Regions from separate parts of the Homo sapiens genome. Here region 1 is linked to region 2. Evidence: read pairs that join two places in POLR2A ChIA-PET (ENCODE). Cell type or tissue: MCF 10A. All regions are shown on one strand. Region 1 overlaps B3GNT2 (UDP-GlcNAc:betaGal beta-1,3-N-acetylglucosaminyltransferase 2). Region 2 overlaps COMMD1 (copper metabolism domain containing 1).

Region 1 (5,000 bases), 270 kb after region 2:
ATGAGTAATAGTACCTAAGGATAAATTCCCAGTTGAATTAACCTGATAAGAAAATCTTCAGCTCTTTATAGAACATTGCCATCCCACTTTTTTGGGCTATCTTTTAATGTCACCTTGGTTTAAATGTTCATTCTTGTATAGGTCATCCATGTCAATAGTGTTAGAACCTTGGATATCCCCAGCAAACCATCTCATTACTCATTCTTTATTCTTCCATTGCCCACAGCCTGAAATCTTTTGATATTTCACTAAAATATCATTTGTATTTCCCTTTTTGCTACAAACAATAGAGATCTTAAATATACACTTCAGGTTTGACATATGCATACATCCGTGGAGCCTTCATCAGGATCAAGACCTACATGGTACATTTCTGTACCCCAGGAAGTTCCTTCCTATCCTTCTCTAAGCCCACCACCTCCATCACTTTCAGATTTCTAGAACCTAAATTCATTTTGCCTGTTCTTGAAGTTAATATAAATGAAAATTTGGGTCTGGCCTTCATTCACAATGTAATGTTGTAATGTTTCATCCACAATAGTTTCCCTTTCTATTGCCGAGGGGATATACCATTGTATGCAGATGCCACAGTTTGATCATCTGTTCTGTTGATATTGGGCTGTTGCCAGTTCTTGGCTATTGGGATAAAGCTGTCCTGAGTCTGCTTTCATTTTCTCTGTCTGAGATGCTCTGTGGTTCCTGTCTCCTGCTTCCTAGCCCTGCAACCTTGGGCAAGTGTCTTAATCTCTCTGCTTTGGTTTCCTTATCTGTAAAATGGTAGGTTGGAAAATAACTCAGGGTTGGGACTAACATTAAAAAAAAGAGAGAGAGATAGGGTCAGACATGCCTATAATCCCAGCACTTTGGGAGGCTGAGGTGGGAGGATCACCTTAGGTTGGGAGTTTGAGCCCAGCCTGAGCAACGTAACCAGTCCCTGTTTCTACATTTTAAAATCTCAAAGTTTTTCAAATGAAATAGAAGAGAACTTGAGAGTGAATGACATGGAACTGCACACAATGCGTCACACATGTAAATAGAGTTTTGTGTATGTATGTGTATACTAAACACAGTATAAAAATGTATTTGTTATAATTTAGGCAAATCGGTTTGCCAAGCACTGTATGTGCCATTGTAAGCAAGGAAGTTGAACTCTCCTGAGGTTATTTAGTAATAGGTATTTCTAGCTTCAGCATGTCTCAAACAGTCACTTACATAGTGCTTGCTGTGAGCCACGCGCTATTTTAAAAGCTTTCCATATAACATCATATACTCACAACCATCCTTTGAAGTGGGCTTGATTCCCATTTTATATATGGAGAAGTTGAGACAGGGACTATCCCACTTGCCCATGATCACAAAGCTAGAAAGGAAGGGCCAAGATTTGAACCTAGGCAGTGCAAGTGTAGAGTCTTTGCTGTAAACCACTATTCCTGGGGAGACAGGTAAAATAAATTGTATGTGCAAATGCAAATTGATAAGTAATTGATACAATACTCCACCCCTTTATTCCAGATATGAGAAATGAGTGTTGGACGTCGAAGAATAAAGTTGTTGGGTATCCTGATGATGGCAAATGTCTTCATTTATTTTATTATGGAAGTCTCCAAAAGCAGTAGCCAAGAAAAAAATGGAAAAGGGGAAGTAATAATACCCAAAGAGAAGTTCTGGAAGATATCTACCCCTCCCGAGGCATACTGGAACCGAGAGCAAGAGAAGCTGAACCGGCAGTACAACCCCATCCTGAGCATGCTGACCAACCAGACGGGGGAGGCGGGCAGGCTCTCCAATATAAGCCATCTGAACTACTGCGAACCTGACCTGAGGGTCACGTCGGTGGTTACGGGTTTTAACAACTTGCCGGACAGATTTAAAGACTTTCTGCTGTATTTGAGATGCCGCAATTATTCACTGCTTATAGATCAGCCGGATAAGTGTGCAAAGAAACCTTTCTTGTTGCTGGCGATTAAGTCCCTCACTCCACATTTTGCCAGAAGGCAAGCAATCCGGGAATCCTGGGGCCAAGAAAGCAACGCAGGGAACCAAACGGTGGTGCGAGTCTTCCTGCTGGGCCAGACACCCCCAGAGGACAACCACCCCGACCTTTCAGATATGCTGAAATTTGAGAGTGAGAAGCACCAAGACATTCTTATGTGGAACTACAGAGACACTTTCTTCAACTTGTCTCTGAAGGAAGTGCTGTTTCTCAGGTGGGTAAGTACTTCCTGCCCAGACACTGAGTTTGTTTTCAAGGGCGATGACGATGTTTTTGTGAACACCCATCACATCCTGAATTACTTGAATAGTTTATCCAAGACCAAAGCCAAAGATCTCTTCATAGGTGATGTGATCCACAATGCTGGACCTCATCGGGATAAGAAGCTGAAGTACTACATCCCAGAAGTTGTTTACTCTGGCCTCTACCCACCCTATGCAGGGGGAGGGGGGTTCCTCTACTCCGGCCACCTGGCCCTGAGGCTGTACCATATCACTGACCAGGTCCATCTCTACCCCATTGATGACGTTTATACTGGAATGTGCCTTCAGAAACTCGGCCTCGTTCCAGAGAAACACAAAGGCTTCAGGACATTTGATATCGAGGAGAAAAACAAAAATAACATCTGCTCCTATGTAGATCTGATGTTAGTACATAGTAGAAAACCTCAAGAGATGATTGATATTTGGTCTCAGTTGCAGAGTGCTCATTTAAAATGCTAAAATAGATACAAACTCAATTTTGCATAGAAAGGTGTATTTTGAATAGTTCCCATGTTGTGTTCTCACATTAGAGTAATTTCTATATTAAACCATGAAAATTGCCTTTATGAGTGATACCCATTTGAGGGCCTCTAAACCCTTCAATTTGGTACTCACGTGAAGAGGGAAAGCGGAAGATGGTAATTTTTTTTTATGGATGATATGGCAGGATGATTGGTTCTGATCTTACCGGCTAGTGGTCATTTTTAAAAAACTTGTACCCTCTTATCTGAAATCCTGTTTCTGGAATTTGGCCATTTTAAGTGATTTTGTTTGCCCTCTTCTATAATATTCCTACTTCCCATAATAATGACTGATTTATTTGTAATTCAGGTATTTATAAACCTATTGGCTACAAAGACTTTGTTAAACATTATCCAGTGGTTTTCGTGAAATGGAATTATGTTTATTTTTATGGGATTTGGGTAAATTTTAAATTGTCTAGAAAACTGAAATTTCAGTTGTCAGTTGTGGAATTCAGTTTTTCAATTGTGGAAATTTCCTGCCACCCCAACAGTATTTTTGTGTGTTAATTAATTTTGCAAAATGAGAATCATGGTGTGACACTCATCTAATTTATCTTGTTGTGATGTTATGGTCATAATAAGGAGAAAGAGGGTTTAATTTTTCTTGTATTTGGTTTCCTGGTGGTATCATAGTGTAATTTTAGTATTTGAAAATCAGTGTGATTCCTTAATGGCCAACTGAAGATTGAATTGCCGCTAACAACCATATCGTGTTAGTGAATTTTCAATATGGACCAGGAAGGCATATGTATTTTGAACTTGAGTGAAAAGGTTGAAGTTACAGACTTTTGCATAGATGGTTTGTCAATTTAAAATTCCAGAATTTATTATTGCCATATTTTCACATGCTGCTTATACAAGATTATTATTGAGTAGTAACTGCTTCCCTGTCTATGTAGAAGTGCCTGTGTTTTTATTTATTGTTCAGATCAAAGACCAAAACATTTTCTTAAATATATTTTATGTAATATTTTATTTGTATACAGTGTTGTTGATGAAATATTTAACTAGAGCATGATATTTTAAATGTTAAGGTGTAACATATGTTAAATAAAACTGTTATTTTTGAATTTTAAAATTTGTTTTTTGGGGGTATGAACTACTAGAGTTTAAAATTCTGCCAAACTATTACTTATATGTACTATTGTGTAACATACTTTCTTGAAATATTTTTGTTTATAGAATTGAAGGTTCTTATCAGATGGGATACTGGGGACTATAAACAATGGAAATAAAGCCACTGTATTTTTAATTTTTTGTGTAATGTGTAATCTATAATCCTTTTGTTTCCCATATTTGAGAACATTTTTCCCTGAAAGAGGCCAGTTTCCTCCCCAGAAACCATTACAGTAGTGTTGAACTATCACTGTCTCTCAGTGCGTCATCCATCTTTGCATTTAAAATCCCCAAAGTGCTTTCCCATTTAAAGTCTTTAAAGAAAAGTGAGAATATTTATTTATGCTTCCATTTTCAGTGAGTATAAATAATTTAATTAGGGAGTGGTGTGGCATTGTAAAGATTGTGTTATCCTAAGCCATTTCTATTTTGGAGTTTGTAGCCACAAAGATGAAATATAGAATCAGCCTTGACTACTCAATTTCCTTTCATAGACCCATGTTGAGAAGACACTACTAACGTCCAGTGGGAAACAAGTAGACAATTGATGAAGCTCAAAAAACAGAAGGGTTAGTGTTGTAAGAGCAAACAGTCTAATCCTGTTTGGAATGTGGAAGCCATTTCTGAGCAAGTATGAGGACACAGGTGCTTGATTTGAGATTGAAGACTGTTTTCAGCCTGGTCTTCCTGAAGGTTTCCTGGGGCCTGCATCTGCCTTCTACTCCCATGGCTGCTAGCACACACCTCCCAGAGGGCCATATTGCCACATTATGGCTAGAGAAGAGTAAAGAAGAAAAGAAGCTCTGAGAACATTCACAGGTAATTGGATCACATTTGCATTTGTCCAAAAAACCTGACCACGCATTCTCAGGTAATAGGTTTCTCCTCTCAGAGGAATTTCAATTTTTTTTCTTGTTAGAGATTCCCCTTCTCTGAGGTTTCAAGTCTCTTGTAGAGAAAGAAGAGATGGAGCAGGTTTTGAATGAGGTGTGGAGGGCCACTGGGGGGCCTTTTGTGAGCCTTCAGTCCACATGTGTGCTGTTGTTTGAACATGAGTTCTTGGTGCTGATGACATTTGGATGAGATGATCTCTGGCCCTTCTTC
Region 2 (5,000 bases):
TCGGTGTTGTATCTAATAATTCTTTGCTAACCAAAGCTTTCAAAGAGTTCTCTTCTGTTTGTTTTTTTCTATAAGCTTTACAATTTTAGCTTTTACTTTTTGTCTTTGATTCATTTTGAGTTTGTGTGTGTGTGAATTACAATTTTAATGCATTCTCAATAGGGACAAGAATTGATATTTTTTTTGAGATGGAGTTTTGCTCTTGTCACCTGGGCTGGAGTGTGACGGCACGACCTCGGCTCACTGCAACCTCCGCCTCCTGGGTTCAAGTGATTCTCCTGCCTCAGCCTCCCTAGTAGCTGGGATTACAGGCGCCCACCACCACGCCAGGCTAATTTTTTGTATTTTTAGTAAAGACGGGGTTTCACCGTGTTAGCCAGGCTGGTCTTGAACTCCTGACCTCAGGTGATCTGCCCGCCTTGGCCTCCCAAAGTGCTGGGATCACAGGCATGAGCCACCATGCCTGGCCTGATTCTTAGGGAATGAAAGAATATTACTGTTTTTACATATAAAGCACGGGTATATGTAGCACATAAACAGATACACAGTTTATCTGTGGTATTACCGTTTCATGAGGGAAGGCACAATTAGGTTGAAAATGTCTAGAAAGGTTCCTTAGGGGTGCAACAATGAAAAGTTGAGAAACAAGGTCTAATTTATACTCTGAATGTTGGTACACAATTGTCCCAGTCCCATTTGTCCAAGAGACTATCCTTTCTCCCATTGAATTGCCTTATCAGCTTTGTTGAAAATCAGTTGGTTGTTTATTTCTGGACTGTGAATTCTGTTCCACAGATCTGTATCAGACAACTTGGTTATAATATCACATATAGTAGATAGAATAATTGTTCAGATGCATTAAATGTTAGCACCTCAAAATTAATTCCTTGTAAAATTTTTTTTTTTTTTGGAGATGGAGTCTCGCTCTGTTGCCCAGGCTGGAGTGCAGTGGCGTGATCTTGACTCACTGCAACCTCTGCCTCCCAGGTTCAAGCAATTTTCCTGCCTCAGCCTTGAGAGTAGCTGGGATTACAGGTGCGCACCACCACGCCTGGCTAATTTTTTGTATTTTTGGTAGAGATGGGGTTTCACCATGTTGGCCAGGCTGGTCTCAAACTCCTGACCTCGTGATCCGTCCATCTTGGCCTCCCAAAGTGCTGGGATTACAGGCATGAGCCACTGTGTTCAGCCCCATGTAACTTTTACTTGAAAGAAAGCGCATAGTTTTTTTTGTTTGTTTGTTTTGTTTTTTGCGATGGGGTCTCGCTCTGTCGCCAGGCTGGTATGCAGTGGTGCGATATCAGCTCACTGCAACCTTTGCCTCCCGAGTTCAAGCAATTTCCCTGCCTCAGCCTCCCAAGTAGCTGGGACCACAGATGCATGCCACCATGCCCAGCTAACTTTTTGTGTTTTAGTAGAGATGGGGTTTCACCAGGTTGGCCAGGATGGTCTCGAACTCCTGACCTCAAGTGATCCACCCGCCTCGGCCTCCCAAAGTGCTGGGATTATAGGCGTGAGCCACCACGCCCGGCAAGAAGGTGCATAGTTTTAATTGAAGGAAGATGGATGCGTGTGTGTGTGTGTGTGTGTGTGTGTGTGTGTGTAAAATCTTTTTAAGAGATGTGGTCTCGCTTGTTGCCCAAGAATGCAGTGGGGTGTTTATAGCTCACTGCAGCCTTGAACTCCCACCTCAGCCTTCTGAGTAGCAGGGATTACAGGTGTAGGTTTATAACCTGCTTCATAGGAGATTTTGGGGGTGGTTTGTGAGAGTGGTCTTTCTGCTTCTGTTTTCTAAAATGCCTAGATGACATATTTTGGGGTAGCACTTCCTGTACCCCATCAATTCCATGAAACTATATAGCTTTATAACTGTAAAATATTGCCATCTAATTTGAATAAAGTCCTATCTTTTCCATATAAGGATAGAATTTTCAGTCTTTTTTGTGACTGTGGTTTTCTGTTTTTTGCCAAAGATGCTTAACTCAGTTTTTGGATTGACCCCATTGCTGGTTAAGTTGGAATCTGCAGAAATTAACGTTAGCCGTAAAGTCTTTGTCTCCTTTTTTTCATTACAAAAAAAATTATGTGGCAATAGTCTATAAAATCTTTGTCTTAAAGACAAATCAACAAGAGGAAACTTATAAAGAAAGGAAAAGGACATGCCACCCGCTGGTGTTTTACTGAGTTTCTTTGACGTAAAAACACAAGCAAACTATTCTTTTTATTTTAGGAATTTGAGTTTATTGTTAAATCCATTCTCTAATAAACCAAACTCTTTTCTTCATTCCTGTTAAGAGTTGTAAATAAAGATTTGCAAAGCATTATTTGCCCTTGGAAAAGCAGAGAACTACTCATGGAATAACCCTAAGTGAGGGAAAGAGGAAAAAAAAATGTTTCTTGAGTGCCTACAGTGTGCTTAGTACTATTGCATGCTTTAGAATATTTTCTTATTTGAATCTTGTGACTGTCATTTAAGATTAGTATTATTAGCTGCTTTTGAAAACGGATGAAATGAAGGCTCATTTTAAGTTCAGGGGTACATGTGCAGGTTTGTTATATAGGTAAACTTGTGTCATGGGGGTTTGTTATACAGATTATTTCATCACCCAGGTATTAAGCCTAGTACCTTTTAGTTATTTTTCCTGATCCTCTTTCTCCTCCCACTCTCTACCCTCTGACAGGCCCCAGCATGCGTTGTTCCTTTCTTTGTGTCCACAAACCCCGTTTTCTGTATTGTGGTTTCTTTCTTTCCTTTTTTTTTTTTTTGAGATGAAGTTTTGCTCTTGTTGCCCAGGCTGGAGTGCAGGGGCGCGATCTCAGCTCACCACAACCTCTGCCTCCTGGGTTCAAGCTATTCTCCTGCCTCAGCCTCCCGAGTAGCTGGGATTACAGGCATGTGCCATCACGTCTGGCTAATTTTTGAATTTTTAGTAGAGACAAAGTTTCACCGTATTGGCCAGGCTGCTCTTGAACTCCTGACCTCAAATGATCCACCCGCCTTGGCCTCCCAAAGTGCTGGGATTACAGATGTGAGGTACCTTGCCTGGCCACAAATGTTTATTTTTATTTAATACACAGTCATAATGTATGAATTATCTGATTTTTGTACTCACATGTAGACAATTCTACCATAGATTTTCTGGGAACAGACCTTATTTTCATTATCCTGCTGTCAGAATGTGTTAGATCATAAATGTTTGGTTTTATAAATTTATATATTTTTATGTTTCTATAGTTTTAGTAGTTTTTTTAGAGAAAACTTTTTTCATAGTATTTATTTATAATGACTTTAATATTGTATAGTCATACCATATTGTTTAGTAGACAGTTGGATTGTTTCTAGACTTTCTTGTTGATAGTACTTCAGTTCGTGCTTTTGTACAGTTTTTGCATCTGTTGAGTTATTTATTCGGGCCTTTTCTCAGAGGTGGGGTTATTAGATTAAAGGCCGCGAACACTGATTTTATTTTGTCATGTTGCTTTCCATGCAGATTTTTTACTTTATACTTAACTCATTGTACTAGTTTTACTGCTCTTAGTTAGCATTGTTTGTTTATTTTTGCTCATTTAGTTATAAATAGTGACTTAAGAGTGTTTACATCTCCTTTTGTTTTATTACTGTTTACGATGGTTTCACCATGTGCTTATTATTTGTACATTCTCTCATGTGAATTGTCTTTTCGTATCATTTGCGTATGTATGCATGGAAATCTTGATATGTTATATAAAAATAATGATATTAGCCTTTTTTCAGTAACTTGTAAAGATTATCAGGAAAGGAAATAATGCTAGGACAAGGAAAGGAAGGTCCATGTTCAATGGAAACCTTAATAGTATATATAGCTATGAATACTGGAGAAAGAAAATTTTTATTTTTAGGAAATAATACGTGAGTAACAGGAATAAAAGGGGAGGCACTTAATATTTATTGAAACCCTAGTTAGTTTTAAACCTTAGGGCAGGCATTTTATAAATGTAATTTTATTTAATTTTTATAAGACTACTAGCTAGATATTTCCCCATTTTACAGATAAGTAAACTGAGACAGAAAAATTAAGCAACTTTTCCAAAGACACACATCTTGTTCATAAAAGCTCTATTACTGAATTGGCTAATTGCTTCATGGCTGTGACATATTACCCATAATCCACATATTTTGAATCTGGAAACTCATGTCCTTTAATTATGTTGGGAATGAAGTTTTTGGTGTTGCAAAAAAAGAATTAACGCCGTGACAAATGATCTCTCAGCAAGGTGAGCTTTACTTTTTGCAGAAAGGGTGCTACTCAAAGCTGTCCAGCCACGAGAGCACACCAAACAAAGGAGCCAGTTATTTATAACCTGACACGTCTACCCTACTGCTGTGTCCAGTTTCCATTGGCTGGAATAGGACCTCACATTTTACACTTTACCCGATTGGCTGTTAGTTTAAAACTTTTTTAATTGGGTAAGGGGAACAGAACAAAGAAAAGGAAGTTGCCCAGGGATAGTTAAGGAAGCTTCTCCAAATAAGGAATGGCATGGACTATGGACTGGGGCTTGTCTAGTTTTGTCCAGGCGTGCCAGAGCAAGCTAGGACAGCTGATTTGGAATATATGTGTGTGTGTGTGTGTGTGTACACACACACTGTAATAGTGGATAGCAATCTTATAGTAAGAAATTGTGACTTTTTATAATCTTTGAAGAAGAACTTTCCCATTTCTCACAATCCCTTCTCTTTTTACTTTATACTTCTTCTTCAAATTTGTTTAGCATGTTTTGACTTTGTTGTTTGGCCTGATCCTCTGGAAGGAGCAGTCTTTCTGAATACAGTGGCGGGGGAGTTGGGGATAGATTAGTAAGGGTAGTACTGACGAGTTTCTGCACTAACCTTCGAGTACAAGGTATAATACACCAACAAGAAGGAGTATACTTAATACAGTAGCTAAGGAGGTGAGAACTGAAGCGATAGTTTCCTTTCATCTGCCAAACTAACTCTTTTACCAGTTTGAAATGGGGTT

The links. Peaks named below come from ENCODE experiments on the same cell type or tissue, not always from the same donor. Only the 100,000 strongest peaks of a DNase experiment are listed, where the experiment ranks them.
Region 1: POLR2A ChIA-PET joins it to region 2 with 5 read pairs; 2 of 35 experiments call an interaction of 5 or more read pairs at or near these places.

The regions. Positions count from the first base shown.
Region 1 is chr2:62,220,700-62,225,699 of GRCh38, forward strand. B3GNT2 (UDP-GlcNAc:betaGal beta-1,3-N-acetylglucosaminyltransferase 2) reads left to right here. Exons shown (of 2, transcript NM_006577.6): 2 at 1,513-4,032. The coding sequence starts at 1,522. The coding sequence ends at 2,715. Among named protein-coding and RNA genes, the nearest start is that of MIR5192, 17 kb to the left of the region's middle. In MCF 10A, no CTCF peak of the experiment used is centred here; no DNase peak of the experiment used is centred here.
Region 2 is chr2:61,955,518-61,960,517 of GRCh38, forward strand. The region is part of intron 1 of COMMD1 (copper metabolism domain containing 1); the gene reads left to right. Among named protein-coding and RNA genes, the nearest start is that of COMMD1, 52 kb to the left of the region's middle. In MCF 10A, no CTCF peak of the experiment used is centred here; a DNase peak (open chromatin) is centred at 2,704.